Linked DNA regions of Mus musculus: all the other regions are linked to region 2. A link is a loop called in an ENCODE intact Hi-C map of the cell type or tissue named here. Cell type or tissue: left cerebral cortex. All regions are shown on one strand.

Region 1 (8,000 bases), 69 kb after region 2:
GAAAATAATCAGATAATGTTTTCATAAAGAGGCAGCAATGAAAAGCAAATTGCAAACAGTTGCCTGAAGCACCTCATTTCTTGTCCCCTCTCCTTCCCAGGGAGCGTCAGGTTGGCTCCATGGACCGTAATGTTATTAGCATCCTAGGTTCTCTGTGGTGTGTTCTCTCTGTTGTTCTGGGCACATGGCTTCTGTCCACAGGATCGCCTTGCCTCTCTGTATGGAGATGATCACTACAGCGCTGTAATCACTTACAACTGGCAGACAGAAGACACAGACAACTGACAGGCAGAAGAAAGAAGAGGAAGGGCAAAGAGTACATTTGGGTGAAATCAGAGCGTGTTACAGAAACCACTGGATGGCACACAGCAATCCCCAAAGACATCTTACCATGCAGAACGCAGTTAGGGGCACGGCATTTGCAAGGAAGTCTGGGGCTCATGGTTAATTTATTCATTAACATTAGGCATGCTGCCATCCCCAGGGAAATTTGGGCTGTGCTAATAAGAAAGAAAAAATGGACATTGGATAGGCAACTAGCAGCCTACTTAATAGTCTCTCTAGCTATTTATTTTCATGTTAGTTAAAGAAAGTAAAGTATAATGTGAGATTTTGGGGGAAAGTGATGCTATTTCTATTTTGCACCACGACTCATTAATCTGGTGCTAAAAGTTTATAAATAAGCTACTTTTGTAGCTTAGTATTTGTGAACCGAGGCCTGTCTTCATTCAGTTTATAGATCTTGGATACAGAAACTTTACATCCTAAATGCTTTGGTGGGAACTCTTGATCCATGATTAATTTGGTTGATGAAATGTGTTGCTTAGAAATTTTGAGTTTTCTGGGTGAATGTCACTGTTTTTTGGATGCGTAAAAGAAGCAAGCTTTCTGTAATTATGGTCTTGTATTTCCCAAGTGAAGTGATGTTAGCAACGGTCACTTTATAGAGTGACCGGTATTGGCAACATGTGATCTTTTACAAACAAATGCTAATATCCTTAACGTGGCCAATAATGTATGTGAGGGACGGAAACTGCAGTTTCCCAAAGAATTGGAGGCTCTTGGTGTTATGACTTCCTCCAGCTGAAGTGGCAGTATAGGCTGGTGAGGCTCCGGTTCCAGAGTTCCAGCACGAAAGCACAGAGGCATTTAACAGCACATTCCATTCAGTAGTAGCATCAGAGCAGGACCCCAGCACTTCCTGGGGTAGGGCAGGTAGTGTTTAGTACTTATCTGCTTGTGTTTGCTTCTGCCTCCTCTTTATTTCTGCTTTCTTCTGTCCCTATCTCTTACCTTCCTCACTTTCTTGTGAGGTGTTTTGAGATGTTACCACCACAGGGATTATTCTACAGTACATAAAACTATACTAGAAGCAATAATTTCAAGAGATTTTTTTTCTAGTATAAAGACTAATTTTTAGAAGTATGATATTTCTTGGATTAAAACAATTGTTTTCTTCAAATTCTATTTCATGTCTTTATACAAGGAGTAAGACAGATCAACACTGTGTTTCATACTTTATACTTTGGTGAATACTTTTTTACTTTAAATGTGCATATTAAAATAGCAAATTAGATTATTTCAAGCAATATTTAATAAATTGGAAGATCTGCTGTTCTTTCATTCATATGCCACTTAGCTATTTTTCAGTTGAAGAGGCAAATTCAAGACTGCTTCCTCTGTGTGTTAAAGACTCTAACAAGCAACCAGGAACCTGGGTGAAAGAGGAAGTAGAAATTTAATGAAATACTTGGACATCTAATTGACTCTGGAGGAGCACATGGGACAGAGGACAAATCTATGAACAGACCAGTATTTTTTGAGAGCTTAGACAGAGGCTTAGATTGGGGGAGCTAAGGAAGGAAGACATAGAGTTAACTGTTGAAGTTCTAGTAGGACCCTGCCAGAGGAAGCCACTAGGTCAAGAGTTCCAAGCACAGGTCATGAGTATGATTGCCAAAGCACCAAGATCATTGGTAAATGGCCACTTACCTCTTTGTTGTAAGAAGCCATTTCTGTACTTATTTGCTGTCCAGAAGGAAATACTGTGTAATTTTTTTTTGGAGACAGCAGCTACATTCTCCTGATGGGGCTTCCAAAGTCCAACCATTTCCGACTGGAGCAAAATTACTATTTCTTGGCAACCAAATCTGAAAAGGCCAGTAAAAAAAATGCTACAAATTCCATTCTTTCTATAGGATTATAGAAATGATTTTTTTCTTTTTTCTTAGGAATTATGAAAGTAGGAAAAGCATATACTTATTGTCTGAAAAACTCATGTTTGGACTGGGGTGACAGGCGCTTGGTTAGTTAGTCGGTTGCATGGTCATGTATGCAATTGTGTGTGTGTGTTTTAAATGGGGTTTCTACCCCCTCTTATCTCTTTATGTATGTGAATTAAACTATAATAAAGAAAACACATGTATTAAATTAAAACTACTACTAAAGGTACAGAATTAGCGACCCGACTTTAATGTAGAAAACTCACTTCCCCGTAAGACATGCTGACAGGAGACAAAAAGCCAACTGTCTATGGTGCAGAAGAAATGAAAATCAAGTGGATGATTGCACTCAGTGGCTAATGAATTATTCAAGATTGTTTGTGTCAGTGCCTGGCTTGGTGTGGACGGAGGCAGGGATAACAAGCTGAGCATTCCAAACCACTGCAGCTGGTCTGCACCAAGAGGGTGGTTCAAACGGGGTCTGTGGCCCCTCGGCTCAGATGCCATTCATAAAGTGCTAACTAACGTTTTGTAACTAGGGACTGAGAGCATTTATTGCAAGAGAACACTACAATATTAGCGGGAGCACATCATGACTACGGCGTAGCAATAATCATGGCAATGTGGATGTGCATTTTTATGGTACTCAGGTTTTTAATGGGTTGTCACATGCTGCATTTCATTTGAGCCATATGATCTCTGGTTTGTAGTTAGAATTACTGAAACACGTTTAGAGAGAATTTTGCCTGTGTAGTGGGGGAGCTGGCATCAAAACCAGTGTTCTTTGTCTCTCCTTTGGGGTCCTCTGCCCTCACACCGCGGGAAGCTTCTGGACTTAATTTTGCTGGGTCATCACAAGGAGGTGCGTTTTCAGGGGGCCAGATTGACACCTGCTTCTTTATTAGAGAGAGATTTCTTATATTAGAGGCTCCAGTGAAACAGGAGAGAATTCCAGACAGCCAGATTTCATCACCCAATGTCCTCTGCTTGGCGAAGAGTATGTATTAGAGGCAGGCTGTGAGCAAGGAGGAGGCTGGACGTCTGAATCCACTGATTCCTCACAATGCAGTGTTAAGCTTGGCTGCTTAACAAAAAAGGTGGAGGGCTGGAGAGTTGGCTCAGCGGTTAAGAGCCCTGACTGCTCTTCCAAAGGTTCTGAGTTCAAATCCCAGCAACTACATGGTGGCTCACAACCATCCGTAATGAGATCTGACGCCCTCTTCTGGTGTGTCTGAAGACAACCACAGTGTACTTACATATAACAATAAATAAAATCCTTGGGTCGGAGTGAGCAGAGGTCCTAAGTACAATTCCCAGAAACCACATGATGGCTCACAATCATCTGTACAGCTACTGTGTATTCATATACATTAAATAAATAAATAAATAAAAATTTTTTAAGGTAGAGAAAAGCATTAGAATATAGGTAGGTTTGCTTTCAGCCAGATGCCTAAAACCTGTTAGTTGTTGAAAGTATTATTTATGTTTTACGTCAGCCATATCCAGAGGAGTTACATATTGTGTAAAGGTACAGTCACAAAAACAAGCTGAGACAGGCTCCGGCGGGAGGGTATAAAGTCAACACGTCTCTTCGCCCCCTTCCTCTCCTCTCCTCTCCTTTTCCTCTATCCCTCTTTTACTGGAGAACATTTCAGTTTTGAAATGGCAGTATTCAGGCAGTTAAGACCCCACGTTTCTCTTTGGCATCTATAAAGCCTCAAACTTCACTCACAGAAACACAGATTGTTCTCTTCAGCTTTCTACGCTGGTGTTTAGCTTTCCTTTCATTCATTTTGACTTTCAAATGAACTCCTTCCCTTTTGGTTGTAGGCACAGAACATAGCTGCTCTGTTCCGTGTTTTTGTTTCTTGGTTTGAGACAGAGTCTCACTGTGTAGCTTAGCTGGCCTTGAACTCAGCATTCCCCTGCCTCACCTCTCTGAGTGCAGGGGTTACAGATGCACACCACCATGCTCAACCAAGGCAATTTTATTTGTGAATAAAAATACTATTTATTTAGGAGGCATTTTTTTTAGTTCAAATGCAAACATCTTTCCTCATTCTTCTTTATTTCAACAGCATATAGTAATTTCTGCATGTTCTTGGCCCTTGGGGCTAAGGAATACAGCATTAGCTTAGTTTAGGGACTGTTCATTATAATGAACTCTTTCAGAATGTATTTTAGCACTTACAAAATGATGTTCATAGAGAAAAATTTGCTTAGTTTTATCTTTGTGACTCTCCACTAAGAACATCAGTGTCTCTGGTGGCTCATGCTTTAAAACATTTCCTCTGACCCGTGTTTATTTAATAAGTTGTTGTGTGTTGAAATTTCCTTGTATTGAAGTTCTTTTTGAAGCTTCTGTGTTTCTCATGTACCAGTGTGACCATGGAGTTGATGAGCAAACCTGGCAAACGCTAGGGTCTCCGAGGAGTTTACCCCTCCCATTAAGTATTATAAGTATTCACCACTGAGGCTGGGTCCTGGGTGTCTTGAATTCTAACTTTTAGATGATCCTACAACTGTTTTGAGACACACTCTCACTGAATCACAGAGTCAAAGGTTTATTTTGAATAGAATTCTATGACATTCTCTCTACAGTTTCGAGGCACTGTAAATATGCTTAAAAAACTATGATATAAGCAGGGCCTGAGGCCAGAGGATTGCATGTTCAAGACCTGTCTGGGCTACAGAGTGAGTTTAAATTTAGTTTGAGCAATGTAGTTAGACCCTATTGCAAAATAAAATGTCACTAGAAGGATGCAGATATATACAGGTCAGCAGGAGACCTGTACATTACACAATACACCCAGTGCCTTCCAAGTTCAATTCCCAATATACAGCAACAATAAGAGAAAACACCAACACAGACAAAAAGCTGAGATACAGGTGCCTATGAAGTTCTTGACATTGTAGAATCAACAATGGTACATGTTATGTTGCCCATGTAATGTAATGCAAAACGTCCTTTGCTGCAGGTTTATTGGTGAGGTTTAGCCTATGTTAACATGTCATTTTCAACATAAGCTTTCTTGAAAGTCTTCCACTTGTCAGGAACAACAAGAACAACTGAAGTTGCAATATTTTTTTCTAGTGTTAATTTCTACAACGTAATAATTGCTTCCATTTGAGACTGCATTTTGTGAGTGTTTTTATTGGAGAAAAATCTTAGGATATTTAGGGCATATACCATCATTTACCCCTTCATAATGGCCAGCACTTTCATGGTGCTAATATTGATGTTGAAGCCAAAGCCAATACTGATTTTTGCAGTTATCAGAACTTCTGGGATTAATTTCAGTATCAGACCATTTTTAAAATTCAGATTCACTGAGCAGTGGTGGCGCATGCCTTTAATCCCAGCACTTGGGAGGCAGAAGCAGGCGGATTTCTGAGTTCGAGGCCAGTCTGGTCTACAAAGTGAGTTCCAGGACAGCCAGGGCTACACAGAAAAATCCTGTCTCAATCAATCAATCAATCAATCAATCAATCAATCAAATTCATATTCTCTGAAAGTGAAAACCAAAGGGCACCCCAGGGAAACGTAAGCAAGCCTTTATCAACCCTACCTAGGTAAATGAGTGGTGTATTTTGCTGAGGAACTACGCAATAATGGATCCATTGCTGACACGAGATTTATTTCTCTTTGAACTTTGCAAGTCCCCCTTCCATAGATGGGTCTAGTTGTCTTGAGACAGAGAAAGACTGGAAACTACCATGAGAATTACCATGGAGCCCGTTTCCAATCCCAGAATGCCTTCATCTCTTGTTTCTTGTTTGTTTTCAGGGACTTTCTTCCTCGAGGCTCAGGCATTGTAACCAGACGGCCTCTTGTACTCCAGCTTGTCACCTCTAAAGCAGGTAGGTAATGAATGAGTGAAGATGTTTACTGTGTGCGTGCACACGCCGCATGGCAGCTGCCAGGCTCACTCCTGGGTACTAGATGCCCCAACAAATCACTTCTAGAAGCACCCTGAGCAGCTGCCTCATTTCTCTCTAGAGTTCTCTTTGTTCTTCGGATTCCTTTGGCTGCAGTGAAGAGGAAGCCTTACATAAATACTGATTTTTATCACTAGTTTCTTCTGCCAAAAGATTTGCTTATTGCCATCCACCTACATAAGTTCATAGTGCCAAATAATCATGAACACTCATTTGGTGCATACTCTTTTTGCAAGTGTGTATATTATGTGTGTGACTACTTTGCCATAAAATTAAACTATTTAGGGAACTAGAGAGATGGCTAAAAGGTACTTCCTCGTTCTTTCCCCAGCACCCAAATCAGGTGACTCCAACCACCTGCACCTTCAGGTCCAGGGGATCTAATACCCTCTTCTGGCCTTTGTAAGCATTATATTCATGTGCCTATACTCAGGCACATGCATGCATATAATTACAATTTAAATATTATGTAAGGGCCAACTGCAGTTTCTACTCATAGATAACTAATCAACTGCTGACTATTCCTTATGACTCATGTGTTCTCAGAATCCTTGAGAGAATGTTTTTGACTGTAGCTATGTGGCTTATATTTGGGTCCTTAGATCTCTATTTCTACCTTTATGCCAATACTATGTTGCAAAATACCTTTACTCTGTGATCTATCTATCTATCTATATATATATATATATATATATGTATATATAATCTAACAAAAGAAATGCAAAAGGTATCAGGAAGATGGCTGATTGAGTAAGAATGCTTGCTCTACACACAGGAGAACCTGAGTTCAAATCCATAGCACCCGTATAAAACACTAGGCATGGCTGCATTGACCAGGGAGACAGAGGCAGTGAATCTCAAGAGCTTGCTGAGCATCCAGCCTAGCCAAAACAGTGAGCTTCCTGTTTAGTGAAAAACTTTGTCTCTCAACTGAATAAGATTTCATGAATATGCACAACATTTTCATTATTGTTGATGGTTGCCTAGACTGATTTCAGAATGGTCCCTATCAATGGTACCAAAATGGTATAATAGTCACATGACTGTTCTGGCTGTAACCAACCAGTAACTAACTAATTAACTAACTAACTCTCTCTCTCCCCCCCCCCCCGCCATTGAATGAGGCCATCTCTTATAGAAGGGAATTCATACTTGATACTGTAGACCTAGCCTAGAACACATGGCTAAGGGGGCCTTGAGCCTAGTAGGGAGCTTAGTACTGTTCAAACTGACATGGTGCTAACCTGCTATCCAAATAAAGAAACACTACTTTCAGCCTTAATCAGAAAAACTTCCCTTTGCAGTGAATGATAATGAATGCAGAGAGGCCTGGCTGGGCAAGGTCCTAAGAATTAGTGGAAGTTGATTGCTTGGCCCTAAACTTTAGGACATCTTCATCACCCTCTCTAAGATTTAGAGAAAGCAGAAAATATGTAGAAGCTAGAAGATGGGGAGAAACCTAGGAAATGCTTTGTTCTGGGCATGACACAGCATGATAATCATGATATTACAGCAATGGAGGCTTCCAGGACTGAGCTTACACAAGACTGAGACTGTCAACAGTCAATCATAGATTTGGAAAGAGTCATGAGGTCCTAGTGTTCACTACTGGATTATTGGTCTCTGATGGATCTTGAGTGAGCACAGCCATTTTGTCAAATTGTGCCTGACCAGACTCCAGAGGATAGTTCCCAACCTGTGGTCACACAGATGGTCCTGGTTAAACTAAAAAAGCCCATGTCCAGATGGATTAAGAGAAGAATTGTACTACACTTCTTCCTTTTTCTCTTCCTCTTCCTCCTTCTCCTCTCCCTCCTCTTCCTCCTCCAATAAATACTT
Region 2 (8,000 bases):
TTAGAAAGGGAAGCTCTGTGGAATTCATAGGAGATGGGAGGAGGGAACAGGGAAGGCTGCCAGGGTGTGCTGTTGGGTTTGGACAAGATTTGGGGACTGAGTCTGGGGAAAGAGAGAGGAGAAGGCCTACATTCAGCAGACCTAGTTTTCTGGTGGGCATGACCTGTGGCTTAGCAGGGGTGCCTGCTAGAGTTGGGGGCTGGGAATGGTGAGGATGGAGTTGGGGTTAGGAAGGCATGATCTGTGGCATTCACAGGAAGATATGGACAGGGGCAACGGAGGCTGTACTTGGTATTCTGTTGAATCACTGGGGCAGGGACTGAGGGTTTGGGTCTGGAGGGGCTGAGAGACACTCATTTAAAAGTTTGATCATCTTTCTGTGCCATTAAAAATTTCATAAATGGTATTTTAAAATGGAATTTTATAGCTTCACACACACACGCACAGTATTTACAGGGAGGTCAATTCAACAAGTCAATTGTAAATTTTGAAGATACAACTCAACAACTGAGAGTTAAAGCATGGAATAGCTTTCCTTTCAAAGCGCTCCTAAGAGATTCCAGAAGAACACGTGTAGACCTGCTTGACAGAGGAAGCATCTCTGTGTTAAAAATGCACATGTGAGACACAGACTGTTCTTCTTGTCCTTGATTTCTCAGTGCTTTAAGCTTGCTCACCACTGTTCTCTCTCCTGCATATGTGTCAATTTGACCATGTTTTGAGGAGACTACTGATGAGGGTCCATCTGTCAGATCTCAAATGAACAGAAGCCATTGAAGCAGGAGCCTAGAGGGCCTCTTCCGCAGTTGTTTGGATGCCTGGCAGTGCATGAGGAGCATGGGGTAGGGAGTCCATACCTTCTTACCAGCCCCCTAAGTCGAAGGAGAGAAAGGATGGTGTCAGTGTCACACAGAATGACTGCAGCTTGGACAGTCTGCCTGCTTAAATTTCTCATCGTGTTTAACAAGCTTGAAAAGGCCTCTGCAGTGAATCTGATTTTCAGACAGGGTCTAAAATCTGTGCAAAGGGAAGAAAAAGAAAAACCTTTGCAGAAAGAAGCAAAGAGCCCAAATAGATCCTAAGTAGTATTTGAGGCAGTAGTATTATTACCCAGCTATTAAATGGATAGCATGGCAAATGCTTACAATTTTGGTGCAGCTCTGCCTCATAAAAATTTATTAAATGTTGTGCTGAGCACTATGGGAAATAAACAAGATATGACTTTGTAATAATGTGGTGGATTTTTAAGAACATGAATCCCTAAACTCATATATCTGAGTCTGTGTTTTTTGGGAGAGTTTACATATTTTTTTCTAGGCATATTTTCATTACTGAAAATTTTTCTTTCAGGGAATGCTTTCATCCTGCAGCATATTTAAAATATATGTCTCTGTGTATATATATATATATATATATATATATATATATATATATATTTATTATTTATAGATTTAATTTTGGAAATAGCCAGGCTGTGTGTAACTAAGTCCTATAAACAAGGTAGGTGATCAAAATGGAGAAAATTCTGTTTATCTAAAGGGAAGTGTGACTGTGTTTCATGGAGTGTGGCTTTTTTGGGGGAGGCCACATCAGTTTTAAAAGTTCCTCTTGGTCTTTGGTGCTATTCTTTCATTAAGGTTATCTTTTAGATTGACCATGAAGTAAAATACATACTTATGTATCAGTGTTCTTATGGGCTTACTAAGTTCTTACACACAGAAGACAAAAAGAGTTTTGAATCTTTAGGAGTTACCAGGAAAGTAGTGATGACATAGATATGGGAGCCAGGGAGAGGAACCTACCATCCATCACTGGGGTTGGGACAGGGTTGAGATGACTGTATGATACATTCAAGACACTCGTCACTGAGCAGACATCCCTCCTCAGCTTTCATATATATTGGAAAGGTAGATATTAGCTTTCTGTGGGATTGTCCCATCTGCTTTTCCACTTTGTATTTCTGTTTCCTGTTTGTTTTACGTGGATTAGCTTATGAGTAGAAATCTACACCTCTGAAGGACCTTGGCTGTTTCTGCGTGGATTCAGAGTCTCTTGTCCCCATGTTACTGTGGAATAATCTGGAAAAGGGAAGTAAAGAAGAAAAGCAGTTGGCAAGAGTAATTCTGAACGGCTTCTTGAACTAAGTGAACAGGACGGATTAGAGGTTTCAAATAGCTGATATATTTTCTTTCTAATGCACAATAGCATATAGTCTTTTGCATTAGAGCTCAAAACACTTTGGACGTGGGCTAGTGTCCTCAGCTTATACAGCGTGTAGTGTAGTGGTGTACAGGAGGAACCCAGCAAGGACCATGTCTTCTTAGATGCTATCCATGACCCTCTGCAGAGGCAGTCATTGCTCCCTGGTTTCCATCACAGGTTCCTTTAAATACACCCTACATCTGCAGTAAGCTTGAATCGTATAACAAAATGCCATTGTCTGCATAACTTTAAAAGACACTTTTATCCAGTGTTCTCAGGGCTGGGAAGTTTAAGGTCAAGATGTCTGCTGATCTGTCCTGGTGAGGGCCATCTTTCTGCTTGGAAGATGGCTGCCATCTTGTTGTGTCTTTGTATGGCAGATGGGGCTGGGTCTCTGGTGTCTTTTATTACAGGAACACTAGCTCTTTCAAACTAGAGTTCCACCATTATGACTTTATTTAACCATAATCATTTCTTTATATCAAATACATTGACCTTGGAAGGATCTAGAATCACCATGGAAACAAACCTCTGGGCGTGTCTTTAGCTAGGTTAGTTAAGGTGGGACTACTCCACGTGTTGGGATTTCTGAGATTTCTGACTGCCTAGGAAGGACAAAGGTAGCTGATGATCAGCATCCGTTTAACTCTGCCTTCTGACTATAGATGCAATATGACCAGCCTCCACCCTCTTCTGCCACAGACGTCCCTGCCACCAGCTCCTCAGGGTCAGTGCGTAGAGGTTGCTGCAATAGTGGTCCAAAGTTTCCATCCCAAACCGGCAGCAAAGCATGGCTCTGTACTCCATGTGGTACTGGTTTTGCAGGCATGAAAAGTGAAAGACTGACTCAGCTATCATATAGCATATCCAGAGAGCCACCGAGCCTAGGAAACGTGGGGCAGGCTCAGACTTGGTTCACTGTTGTCCTAGAAGGGCAATAGTGCAATGGTGATGCCTAAGTGACAGTGAAGACCCCAGGGTGCTAGAGATGCAACACATTTTCCTATGTAGTCTCTAGTCTTTAGGTTACTTAAAGCCATTGGGCAATCATCAGATGGAAGATGTGCAGGACAAGTAAATATTGCGCACTAAATCCTGAGAGGTATCAGTATTCAAAATGCACAGGAAACAGGACCACGATAAGGAGGTGAAGAACCATGGCCATTTATCTTCGTGTCTCCATCTCCGGGCACAGACTCTTCTCAGTGTGCTAAATTTAACGGATCGAGTGCAGACTGCGTGGTTACAATGGACTCAACAGCCAATCTCTTTGTCCTGACCAGGAGCTAAAAGGACAGTTAGCTCAGGCAAGGAATTCTAAAAGCCAGAATGAGTATGGTAGGAGTAGGGAACAGAAAGGTTCAAGGAACTACACTTTAGCTTACAGAAGGTAGAGTAGGACAGGCTGGTAATGATGAGTACTTCAATAAGGTCAGGTAACCCAGTTTTCTAATGGGGATTGACTCTAAAAGGCCAGTTTATCTCTGCATCCCACAGCAATCTGGGGTTTTGGAGTAGGGGGTGAAATGTGAGATTTCCTTTTGGGAAATGTATTCTGGTGCGTACAGTGGTGGTGGTGCATGGTGAAGCTGATGTCAACGTGCTGTTAGCTGATGGTAGATGGTAGTGCTTTCCTCTAGGCTTCGTCTGTGTGGTTTAGCTCCTTCAAAAGGAACAACAATTCCTGTTGGGTGTGATTTTAGGCTTTTCCTTGACCAAGTGCAGTACTCTGCCCTTTAGCCTGGGCAGTGGCATCTGACTGAAGCTGGGAGGCAGTCCAACCGTAGGCCAGTAGGATTGGAAACTCTAGGGAGAAGCAGGGCGAGAGGCGTGGTGTGGGCGTGACCGTCTCAGGACCAGGCCACGCCTCCTTCGCCTCTCTGGGCTGCGCAAGCGCGTCGTGGGCTGTGAGCTGTCAGGATCCTAGCAGTGGGAGGCAGGGATCGGACATCGGTGCAGGGACTCCGCCGTGTGAGCCCCGCACAGCGACAACCGGGACAAGTGCTTCGAGGCCTGGGCTGCCTGCCAGGTCACACAGTCGAACAGGGACCTGTGGGGCAGTTGGCCGCACAGGCAAGATGGGGAACCGGGAGATGGAAGAGCTGATCCCTCTGGTGAACCGTCTGCAGGACGCTTTCTCGGCTCTGGGACAGAGCTGTCTGCTAGAGCTGCCACAGATCGCCGTGGTGGGCGGCCAGAGCGCCGGCAAGAGCTCAGTGCTCGAGAATTTCGTGGGCAGGTGAGCGCACCGGGAGCGCGGTGGGGGCGCGTCCGTGGGGGTGGGGGGAGCCCCGTGCTTCAGGCCGTTGGAACATGGAACGGTGTGGGGAGCCCCGAGGGTGGACTAGAGGCTGCAGCGGATTGGAGGCAGAGCACTAGTGTTTCTAGAGCGGGCGGGGTCCTCCTTGCTCTGAGCATCCTTCGCCCCAGCATTCTCTACCCGGTGGTGACCCCCTGTCTGCCTTTCATCCTGCCATACAAAGCCATTTCCTCCCCACCCTCGGTGGGGGAGTCGGGGTACGCCCTGGGATCCACTTCCCTCGCTGGCTTGGTGCGCGCCAGCCCCTGGCAGCCTGGAAGCGCAGCCTGGTGCTTTCCAGTCGCCAGTTCTCTTTCTCAACACCCCTCTCCTTTCCCTGTCACTCTCCTGGAAGCTCTCAGCCGGGATGTACCCCTCCTTCTTCGTCCACACCCCCCTCTCCCCCACCCCACCCCCCCGCCGCCCCGGCCCCCCATCCCCTGTCCCTGACTCTCATCTCAGCTGTTTACTGTTTGAAACAGTCATCGCCTGCCCGAGCAGGGGAGGCGGGGTGTGTGAACCCCGAAATCCCTGTGGTGAAGGCTTACACTGTTTGAAACAGTCATCGCCTGCCCGAGCAGGGGAGGCGGGGTGTGTGAACCCCGAAATCCCTGTGGTGAAGGCTTACACTGTTTGAAACAGTCATCGCCTGCCCCGAGCAGGGGAGGCGGGGTGTGTGAACCCCGAAATCCCTGTGGTGAAGGCTTACGGGGAGATGCTTGCCTACCATTCGCCTTGGGAGCTGAAGAATAAACGGTGGTGTGTTTATGAGTGTGCACCCATTCACTGCTCAGGCATGACTGAAAACCCGAGACCTCCAGGGATGACCGTGGACTTGCGATGTTCAGGTGCCTTGTCATTCCTGCACCATCTCAGAACTGACCAGCATCTCTCTTGCACTCTTTCTATGCCATGCGCCGCCTCCCCCCTCCCGCCCCCCACCAATCCTCTTGCATTCCTTAAGCTCTTGTTTATCCAGCGGGTCTTCAAGATAACATCCAGAATTCAAATTGTAGTTATAGCTTCATGTCTCACAATTTTAAACAACAACAAAGAGTTGTTATTGTTTTGAGTCAGAAATCAACGTTTTTTCCAGCAAACAATTCAGGAAGGATTGAGTTACCTTAATGGCCTTGTGTGAGGAGTGCATCCTGAAGGCTGGAATCTGTTTCCCAGTAGTAAACCAGGTAGAAGGTGCAGCAATGAAAACGGTGGGCTGGATGGGGCAATCTGAGATTACACTTTGTTCTTTTATTTGGCTGGTGAGCGGCTTGTGATGCAGAGGGTTCCTGCTGTGGTTCTCCATCTCCTTCTTCCTTTTTGTTATTGCTTGGCAATGTGTAAACTGTACTGCTGACTACTCCCACATTTTTGGGTGTGAGTGTTGCGAAGTGCGTTTCCCTTTTTCTCGAATGATGCTCCATCTCTCAGGAGATACTCTTCGTTTTTCTTGCTTCAATGTGAACTAGAAAGATAAGACCGTGTAATTGCTCGCAGTTGACAGCTACCCTTTCGTAGTTAGTTCCCTGGATCATTTCTCCTTGGTTTTATAATTAATTTTTGCTCAATAAAAAAAAAAAAAAAGCAATAGCAAAGCATTTTGCCTACGTCATCTCAGACCTCTGGTCCAAGGCAAGAAGTTATTTAATGATACTCATTTTTAAGGATTAAAATCATATTTCAAACGCAACAGCCATGTTCTTATGCATCTTCCTTATAATTTCCTTGGAACGGCTTATATTTAAGCATATTTTGCTCGGTGCCTTTGATTTCAATGCAAAGTGTATGCACATATCTCAGTTCTGCCATCCAGGCTGGCAAATCAGAACAGTCTTCCTAGTGGTATAATGAAGATGTCTACATTTCCCCTCATTAGCTGCATTCTTCTATAATGAGGATAAAACAGAGGCACAGGAGAGTAACATATTTAATTCTGAGCATTCTTCCATAATAAAATGAAAAATGGGGACTGTAAAAATCAGAGCACTTATCAGAATGTGTTAAACATTTTCCCTACTTTATAAAGTTTTACCAGTAGTGACTGTAAGGCTGATAAGAAGATAATAAACATAGAATATGCTCATTTAGTAAATATATAAAACCTTTCCTAGCTGCAGAGTAGCCCTGTCTAGCGCAATTTATATATTAAGGAGAAAACTTAATTAGAAGGTCATTTGACTTTAATAAAGATTTTGGTCATTGAATGATTGAGGAATCTAATTTCTAATTATAACTCAACCTTAGGGGAGGGAAAAGGAAAAAAAAAAAAACCCTTCATTTTCAGAAGTGAATCAGCCCAGGTTGAAAAAGAAAAGGTTTTCATGTTTCAGTGGAATCTTTTAACTTTTATTAAGCAGGAGCTTCATAACGAATATAAAGTTCTTTAAGAGGCAGTCTTTCTCCTCTGCTCATAGCTGTTCTCACTGCAATGCTTGACCAATTGTGCAGTGACCGAGTACAGACCAGCACCAGGATCTTCACTTGGGTAAACTGTTTGCTTCTGAATTAAGCTTGTTCTCTTCAAAATACTCTCGTGTTTATTGACTGTTTGTTTACCACTTAACAATCCACCTTTAGTGGCTGACCATATCTTTCCATCAAAAATAGTGTGCTTATACTGTTTTTCTTTTAAAAATACCATTGAATGTATCCGGTTGTGGATGTATTTGTTTAGCTGTATCTGTAAGACCAATTGTCGGGTGACAAGTTTGTTATGAATAAAATGTGTCATGAATGAGCTACTTGTTTGTGATTTTCTTGCTGAAGCAACGGATTTGCATATTAATGTGATATAGAGTGAGTAGCTAGATTGTTGTGATTGTTCAGGGCGAGCCTATATGCTGGCAGTGAGAAACTGCTTATGGTCTAATACCCAGAAAGTTAAACCCACGGGCTGAAGGTTCACGACCAGACTCTCATCTGTCCATTGGTCTGGTTTGTAAATGGAGTAATTGAATTTATTCAGCTGCTTTCTTATGTGTGTATTTATATGAACGTTCTTGCCCTCCCTTCCAGCTGAACTCAGGGCCTGGTGTAGGCAAGTGCTCCATCACTCGGCCACATTTTCAACTCATTTCCTCCCCCCGCCCCCCCCCCCATTGTAGCCTTGAATCACCCTGTATCCCAGGCAGGCGTTGAACCTGTGACTGTCCTCTTTCAGCAGTTATTGTAGCTGGGATTACAGGCCTGAGTCACCTGCACAAACAGAAAAGATTTGGAGGTCTGGCTCTAAATTTGTATATTTAGATTGTAGTAATGATAAAAATAATGGCTAATATTTACCGAGTGATTGCTACATCTTGGATGCTACCTCGGGTCCTTTTATATGAGTAATCTCATTTAATCCTCATAAAACTCTGAAGAGGTAGGCACACTTATTCATTTCATTTTACCTAATAGTAAATTAAAATGTAAGGCGCTCGAACAAGTCACTTGTGGCAAATTTGAATTAATGTAAAAACTTCAGGTCAACCTGAGATGTTTGAGCTCCTTAATCCAG
Region 3 (8,000 bases), 100 kb after region 2:
ACATGATACGCAGATAATTAGCATGGACAGAATTAGTGGGCAATTTTGTGTTGAGGAGCCTGAACTGAGTCTTAATGAACAGAAGCTAGCCATATCAAGATACATGTGCGCATGCGAATATGTATGTGTGCTATGTGTGTGGTGGTATTTGTATATTTGCAAGAACAAAGAAATATTTGTTTGTTCAGGTGGGATATTCCTAGAAATAAGTGTAGTTTAAAACCTGGAGAGAAGACAGCTAGTGGAATTTCTGAGTACACACTGTCTTGGGGCACATGAGATGGAAGCGCGATGCAAAGTCCACCTACAAAGGGGACTTATCAAAGCTTTGGAGTGAAGGGCTGGTCTGAGCATCTCTTCATGCTGATGGATATCATGATGATAATGGGAGAAGAGACTGAACAGAGTTAGCCAGGATGCAACCATGAAGTAAGATGCCCAGATGAGAGGGCACAAGAGCTTTTCTTGATTGGTGTTTGTGAGAGTGGTTTAGAAAGGAATCAAGAAAGCTTCAGGAAGTAAAGTCAGAGAGTTAGACCTAGTTATCTATTGTTTATTAGGTTTACTTTGTGTACTATATAGCTTATCCTAATATTCTCTCTCTCTCTATATATTTTTTTCTCTAGTTAATTATCATAATATAATAGCATACAAACTTATGAATTGTAGCCATATACATTAACATGGATAAATATTTGAAACGTAATTTTTATTGTTGACTTAGAGTAGGTCCCAGGTGAATTTCTTCATTTCTATAAAGCTCCAAAGAAGAAAATGAGAGGGTATATGGCTTAGAGATACCTATGAATATAAATCTATGTATATAAACCTATGTATATAAGCAACTAATATGGGAAAAGAAGTCATAACACAAAGGAAAATAATTAACTCATGAGGAGAGGAATAAGGGAAGAGATACAGAAGTGGGGATGAAATGATTAGATATTCCTGATTCTGACGATGGGTTCCTGGGGTTGATTTTACTGTTATCTGTTGTGCATGTCAATATATTCTACTCTATTATTAAATACACCAAAATGACAAGAGTGTATAAATAGAAACAAGGGTGAGTTGCTACCAGGCTTCTAGCTTAGATTATTAGATCACTGATCTAATAACCTTCAAAACAATCTTCAAATAAAGAAAACAGTTTATTCATGAAACATGATGGATAGGGTGCTTGGAGCACATCCAAGCAAGTGAATACAAACCTAGGCTCACTCTGCAGATTTGTAAGTTATAAGTATTACCTTGTAAGCGGGTAAAAATCTCCAAAGAATGATTCCAAACGATCATTGCAGGAGAGAGACCTCGAGGTGAACTCACACTGAAGTTCGAGAAGCAAGAGGAACCCACGTAGACAAGGAGAACCCAGAGTGTGGCACACAGGCAGCGTGGAGGCAGTTAGGTGAAGAAGGGTTGAGCATCAATGTCAGGTGCAGCCAGGCCAGCTAGAAAGATGAAGCTTGGGGTTAGGTGTGTGCTGACCATAGCCACCTCTGTTCCTAAGCAGTGGACACCAAGGAACGAAGGGGAACTGGGGCAATGGACGTGGATCACTTGGTCCAGAGGCCAGAGAGTTAGCAGGAAGTTAGCACGCTCAGTCAAATAGTGTCTTCTCAAAGTCACCACTCCCAGTCAGCTGTCCTCTGAGAGGCTCTACCAGTAGCTTCTGTCTTCTGCTATCCTCATGGTTGAATTTAGCTTGATTTCCAGAAGATTCCGGCCTCTGGCTGAAGAAGATGAGTCCTTACAACGCAATAAGGACCTTTCATCCTTCACAGCGTTTTCTAAGATAATATTTGGGTAGTACTGCAGGTAACCGCTTTTGGGATAGCCCCTACTCTAGTTGTTCAGGACCCACATGAAGGTTAAGTACACATCTGCTGGGTATCAGTGGGGAGGCCTCTTGTAACAGATGCAGATGCTCACAGCCAACCATTGGACTGGGGTCGGGGACCCCTCTGGAAGAATCAGGGGAAGGATTAAAGGAGCACAAGGAGACGGCAACCCCTTAGGAAGACCAACAGTCTAAACTAACCCAGACCCCTGGGAGCTCCCAGAGACTCAGCTACTAACCAAAGTGTATACATGGGCTGGTCCATGGCCCCTGACACCTATGTAGCAGAGGACTGCCTTGTCTGGCCTCAATAGGAAAGGATGTGCCCAATTCTGTTGAGACTTGATGCTCCAGGGAAGGGAGCTGGACGGATGAGGTAAGGGTGGGTGAATGGGTGATAGAGGTGGGTGGGGGAGTATCCTCTCAGAGGCAAAGACGATGGGAGAACTGGGACAGGGGACAACATTTGGAATGTAAGTAAATAAAACAATTTTAACAAGTCATGGTTCTCCTGCAAATGGGAAGGAGAGACAGAGACTGGAATAGTGAATTCTTAAGACAAGGAACAGCAAAAGTTGCTGACAACCACCTATAGCTAAGAGGATGGCCTGGGGCACATACTTCTCCAAATCCTCCAGAGAAAGGATGGCCTTACCAACATCTTAATTTTGGACTACTAGACTACAGCATTGTAAAAAAAATAAAATAAAAATGTCTATAGTCTTATGCCACTCAGATTGTGATTCAGCCCCAGGAAAACACATGTAACCATTAGTTATAATAGGTTATAGCTAATATATTATTAGGTAAAGGAACTGTGTTTTCAGAGGATGGTAAGACAGTATAGTAATTTTCAGGATAGTGAAGGAATTAAGAGAGAGGGGGAAAACATTAAGATGCCTGAGGTACTGAGAAGAAGACAAAGACTGAAGTCAGGATTTAAAACAAAAACACGGTAGTCTGAATACAAAAAAGGTTGAGTGAAACATGAGTTATATTTGTAGGTGAGAAAAGATCAGTAAGTTTAAAAAAAAATACCATCCTGAATGCTTGTCAAAAGGATTGTCACAAATTTCTACTGAGCATGACTACTAAGAGAAAGTTGAATTATAAGTAGTGGAGACTTGGAGTACCTATTAAAGACCAGGAAAATGATCAGAGACCACATATGATTGACAATTAATACCAGGGCTCTCTCATGTTTGAAAACTGCTAATAGATATTAAAAAATGGTGCTATTATATCTCCAGGGAGCATTCAGACTTATGGGCTAATATCTGAAAAAGTGGATTCTAGAGTTGAGCTAAGTATGTGCAATGAAGAAATAGTGGTACAAGAGAGAAGAGATGGCGTGTATAATCAGGAGTGCTCTGCAAATGACATGTTATAGACAGACAGACAAGCAAACAGAAAAACAACTTTCACATAAGACCTAGCAGTAGGCTGCCCTCTTCTGCTTTCTTTCAGCTGCTCTCAGAAGACAGAACAGCAAAAGTAAGCCACACAGTGAAACAAAGATGGATGGTTACAGTGCAGTGATGTAGGCTCACCAAACCGGCAAGGCTACCACTATGTGGATGCACATAGCTGGGGCTGGAATGATATGAGAAATCTCTATACTTGCCCTTCCATTTTTCTGTGGAGCTAAACATGATCAAAATGATTAATCATACACATGTAGTATGCCAATACCATAAACATGTAAATCATATATAGTATATGATTGTGTAGCAAAAATTTCCCAAACCATATTTTCTTCAAAGTTGTTTGCTTTGTTCGGAATACTCTGATTCAAAACATTATGCGAAGCAATTATGAAGTACATTTTGCACTTTTGAACATGCGTAGAAGCAGCAAGACTCAGGAAGGAAGGGGAGGCCTCATTGCCATTAGACCCTCAGTGATATCTTGGCCCCAGGAAGCTGCCCTGTGGCACCCTGTGCATAACTCATCTCCATTTATTCCGATTATTGGAAAAAGATTTCTGCTTCCACATGCTTTTCTTGAACAAGGTAAAGTTGCAATACATGAAAAGATTTTAATACAGATCGAATCATCGACATTAAGTGAGAAAAAAATGATACTCAGGAAAAGGATAGCATAACCCAAAAAATATTTCTCCAGGCTCCCAAGAGAGAGATATGAGCTCACAACGTGTGTTTTTGGCACCAAAAGAGTTTATTTTCCATGCCAAGTCATTTTAAAATTCTCTGTGGACAGCAGTTGGGTGGTCTGTAATTTACTTCTGTTCTGACATGATCTGGAGTTACAATGGACGCCAGGGTTAAGGCTTTTATCTCACAAGAGTGACCTCAGTTCTGATGCCAATCTCCAGCGCTGGGTCCCAGGTGACGTGATTTGGCTTAATGATTTTTATTTTTCTTAAGAGTTTGTAAAATCCAGGGAAAGATTTTGTCTGCGTTTACTGGGGACTAGGAGACATACACATGAATGGGGTTAGCAGAGGGAAGAGGAGGCACCCAGGCCAGTGTTCAGGAGTCACTGTCCCCATGGAGCTGACGTGCAGCACCCTCCCCTCATGTGGATGAATTCTCTGGTTTTGGAGTCTTCTGACCCCTTTGGTCAGGGTTATAGTGGAAGTTGTGTCCTATTGGTACTATTGATAAATCACTGGTCCTTGGTGATCAATTTTCAGATCCATCTTGAAATTTATAGGAGTCCATTAATAAAAGTTTCCTCTCCAGCACAAACTTACATATAATAAAAAGGGATTGTTGTGAATAACACCACATATCCCTCTCATTCAGGAGTCATAACATGCTAAGGACTTCAGAATCTTTGTCAGGAACCATGAGCCGCTGTGTACTTCTATGCTTCATTGATCGACCAATCTACATAGATATTGCCCATGAATCTTCTTGCTCTCACAGGTGGACTTCCTGAGCAGGATTTAAGTGTCTTTCCTGTGTGGCCATGTGACTCAGTGTTGTAGGTGTGCAGTCTTAGCAGGCTCTTGCTGTGACCTGGTCCCTTTTCTGGCTTCAGTGTCCCTCAGGTGCAGGATTGGAGGCTCTTCGGAAGGCTACTCACTGAGCATTTCCTTGCCCTTCCCCTGTATGATGAGAGACCCTCAGGCTTCACAAATCTTTACTTTCTCTGAGTCTCTTATGGTTATGATCTCAGAGAAGCTAAGAGGGTTAAAAGGTAGGAAAATTGGTCCTTAGATATTTGCTCTGCTAATTCTAGATATTGTGCCTGTCACATATGAAAGATGTCCCCTGTAACTCAAATGCTCTTCCATGAAGATGTAGTTTGGCATGGTGAAATGAAATGGCCCAGTCCCATGTTTTCTCCCGTATATAATTAGAAAGAATTCATTTATTCTTCCTGTCATTCTCCATGCAAGGGTTTTGAAGCTTGAACAAGACAGCGTGTGGAGGTTGGAATGAAAATGGCCTTCATAGACTCATACATTTGCCTGGGTTGCTCTCAACTGATGAAGTGTTGGGGAAGTATTAGGAAGGGTAGCCTTATGGAGGAGGTGTGTCCCTGGGGGAGGGTTTTAAAGTGTCCACATTAGGACCAGTGCCTCTCTGCCCATTACCTGCAGATCAGGATGCAAAGCTCTTAGCTCCTGCTCTGGCACCATGCCTGCCTGCTTTCCATTAGGACGATCATGGACTAACTGAAACTCTAAGCAAGTCTCACTGAAATGCTTTCTCTTAACAGAGTTGCCTTGGCCTTGGTGCCTTTCTCAGAGATGCTCCGCTGACACACAATGGAAATAAAAGAATGTTGAATGTTATGTGTGTGCTAAGCTCAGATCAAAATAATTTTTTTTTCTGGTATTGAGGCTTCTAAGAGACATGATTTTGTGGTCATAGAAACACAGATTTTTTTTCCTTCTGTCACTAAAAATGTTGGTTACAAATGATTTTTATAGTGGGAGTGAAAGAAAGGCCGTTCTTATGTTAACTTATATTCTGAGCTATGCTGTGGAAAAAATAGGATTACATTTATTGTTATGGCTTTTTCCCCCATGAGGACAAATGAACGATCACCACATCAAAGGAAATTTCAGATACCTCAAGAAAAACTACAGTGTCATGTTGCCCAAGTGAGAATCATGGTAGCTAGAGGTGATGCTTGTAGAAATGCCAGAGCCTGCCTTCATCTGAATCTTTATTTCTTTATTTCAAGAAAAGTGGTGACAGCTTTTATCCTTAACCGTTAGCTTTATACAACAGTGTTTTTCTTTATTTGTATTTTATGTGCATTGGTGTTTTACCTGCACATATGCCTGCGTGAGGGTGTCAGATCCCCTGAAACTGGAGTTAGAGATGATTGTGAGCAGCGATGTGGGTGCTAGGAATTAAATCTGGGTTCTGTGGAAGAGCAGCCAGAGCTCTTAACTGCCACCCTTCGAGCTCCATGGCTTTTACTTGTCTACTTGGTACTCATCTAACTTCTTCGTTAATGCTGGCTTGCCTAATTCTCACAACAGTCCCAAGGCAGATGATGATGATGATAATGATTCTCATAATATATAGAAGAGACTGAAGAATAGAAAATTTATGGCTTACCCAGGATAATAATTATTATTATTAAATAATGTGTGTCCATGAATAAAAGTTTGGTATCTAACAGATTCTTAATCATATAAACTTTACTATAAAGTTCAAGAGTTAGTTATTATAGAAATCAATATGACTTCTGTAAAATCAGATTTGTGTAGAAACAGATAAAAATAAGAATGTATCTAAAATAGTAATTTTTTTGCATTATACTCCTAATTTTACGTTTATATGCACTGTTTTGAAGCACCACAGAAATCATCGCTTAGAGTGTGTGTTTTAAACAATCCCACAACAAACTGATAACTATTAAATAACAATAAAGGAGAGACCACATATAGTAAGCATTCTGAGCTGTAGTGGTTTGTTAGTGTTCATTGTTAGATAATAGAATGTAGAGCCAACCGGGTGATGAGTCCCTGGGCACAGTGCTAGGGCTCTATCATGACTGATCTGAGGTGGGAAGCCCTGCCTGTGGTGGGTTACACCATTCTCTGGCTGTGGTCCTGGGCTGTATAAATGGAAGGGAATCAGCAGCAAACATGCACCCATTCCTTTCTGTTTCTGATTGTGACTATGATGTGACCAGCTGCTGCAAGTTCATGCTGCCTTGATCTCCTCCTCATGACTGACTCTACCTTGAGCTGTGAGTTAAGATAAACTCCTCCTCCCCTGAGTTGCTTTTGTCAGAAGATTTTTGTCACAGAGACTAGAAAAGAAAGGAGGACAGACATCAGCTCGGAGTAGAGAGGCTTTGCTGGGATAGAGCTGACCATGTGATTCTTAAGCCTTGGAGACGTTTGTGGCTGAAATATACAAGAGTTTGGTATTTTGGGCTAGAAATGCTTTAGTGTGTTAGAGGAAGAGATTAATGGGCTGTTCCTGGAATTGCCTTGGAAGATGCTAATGCTGAAAGAACATATAATGGAGGCTTGACTCACAGGGTTTCAAATGGGAACATGGATTCTAATCAGAAACTGTAATAGGGGCTATTTGTGTGATAAGAATATGGCTTTAATCTTTCCACATCTTGAGAGCACGGCTGAAGTCAAATTTAAAGATAATGGAGTAAATTGTTTGGCAGAGGAAATTTCAAGACAGGAGAATAATAGTCATTTAGTGTTGAGAAAGCAACTATAATTGTTAAAGAAATCAGTACCACCAAACATAAATCTCTTGTGGTTCACTGGGACACTAGGAATTGTGCCTCAAAGGTAAGCTCTCACCCACTGGAGGCTCCATGCTGAGAAGACTCAACTTCATTCTTAAAGGAAGACAGGGGGGTTCCCTGTTCCCTTGAGCACAAAAGTATTTCCTCAGCAGTTGTTGCCTAAGAGAGGGGCCTCCATCTTGATAGTGATGTCTATATGATACTAGTTTAGAAGGTATGGAAACTAAATGAAAAACTACAGAGCTGTGTGTGTTACCATTCTCACAAAGAGACTCAGAGAGACCACTGAGTGAGAGACCACTGAGTGAAGCACTGAAGGTGAAGCTTAAGTCACAGTGCGATTCTGGAATATTGAAGATGGCAGGACCGTGGGACATCCGCCAAGAAGAGCTTTGGGCATGTAGTTTAGCTGGCTCAGGAGAAATGGATGTATGGGTGGGGCTGGACAGGTGGG

What was found. Hi-C counts contacts between places; a loop is a spot of excess contacts. Peaks named below come from ENCODE experiments on the same cell type or tissue, not always from the same donor. Only the 100,000 strongest peaks of a DNase experiment are listed, where the experiment ranks them.
Region 1: a loop joins it to region 2, with 2.1 times the contacts of the local background. A loop is called at or near these places in 2 of 42 quality-filtered maps.
Region 3: it touches region 2 in a loop (8-fold over the local background); 9 of 42 quality-filtered maps call a loop at or near these places.

What each region holds. Positions count from the first base shown.
Region 1 is chr1:162,405,418-162,413,417 of GRCm38, reverse strand. It overlaps Dnm3 (dynamin 3), which reads left to right. Exons shown (of 21, transcript NM_001038619.2): 2 at 6,010-6,083. Among named protein-coding and RNA genes, the nearest start is that of Gm39688, 29 kb to the right of the region's middle. In left cerebral cortex, a CTCF peak has its summit at 3,457 (motif pointing left); a DNase peak (open chromatin) is centred at 2,689; H3K27ac peaks cover 1,094 bases.
Region 2 is chr1:162,474,104-162,482,103 of GRCm38, reverse strand. It overlaps Dnm3 (dynamin 3), which reads left to right and starts at 4,070. Exons shown (of 21, transcript NM_001038619.2): 1 at 4,070-4,441. The coding sequence starts at 4,281. Gm31985 (a long non-coding RNA gene) reads right to left here and starts at 5,438. Exons shown (of 3, transcript XR_373653.3): 1 at 5,229-5,438; 2 at 1,803-2,078; 3 at 451-872. In left cerebral cortex, a CTCF peak has its summit at 3,965; DNase peaks (open chromatin) are centred at 4,077, 4,345, 5,269 and 5,816; H3K4me3 peaks cover 2,792 bases; H3K27ac peaks cover 788 bases.
Region 3 is chr1:162,373,932-162,381,931 of GRCm38, reverse strand. The region is part of intron 2 of Dnm3 (dynamin 3); the gene reads left to right. Gm39688 (a long non-coding RNA gene) reads right to left here and starts at 1,630. Exons shown (of 2, transcript XR_865682.2): 1 at 1,251-1,630. In left cerebral cortex, no CTCF peak of the experiment used is centred here; a DNase peak (open chromatin) is centred at 7,105.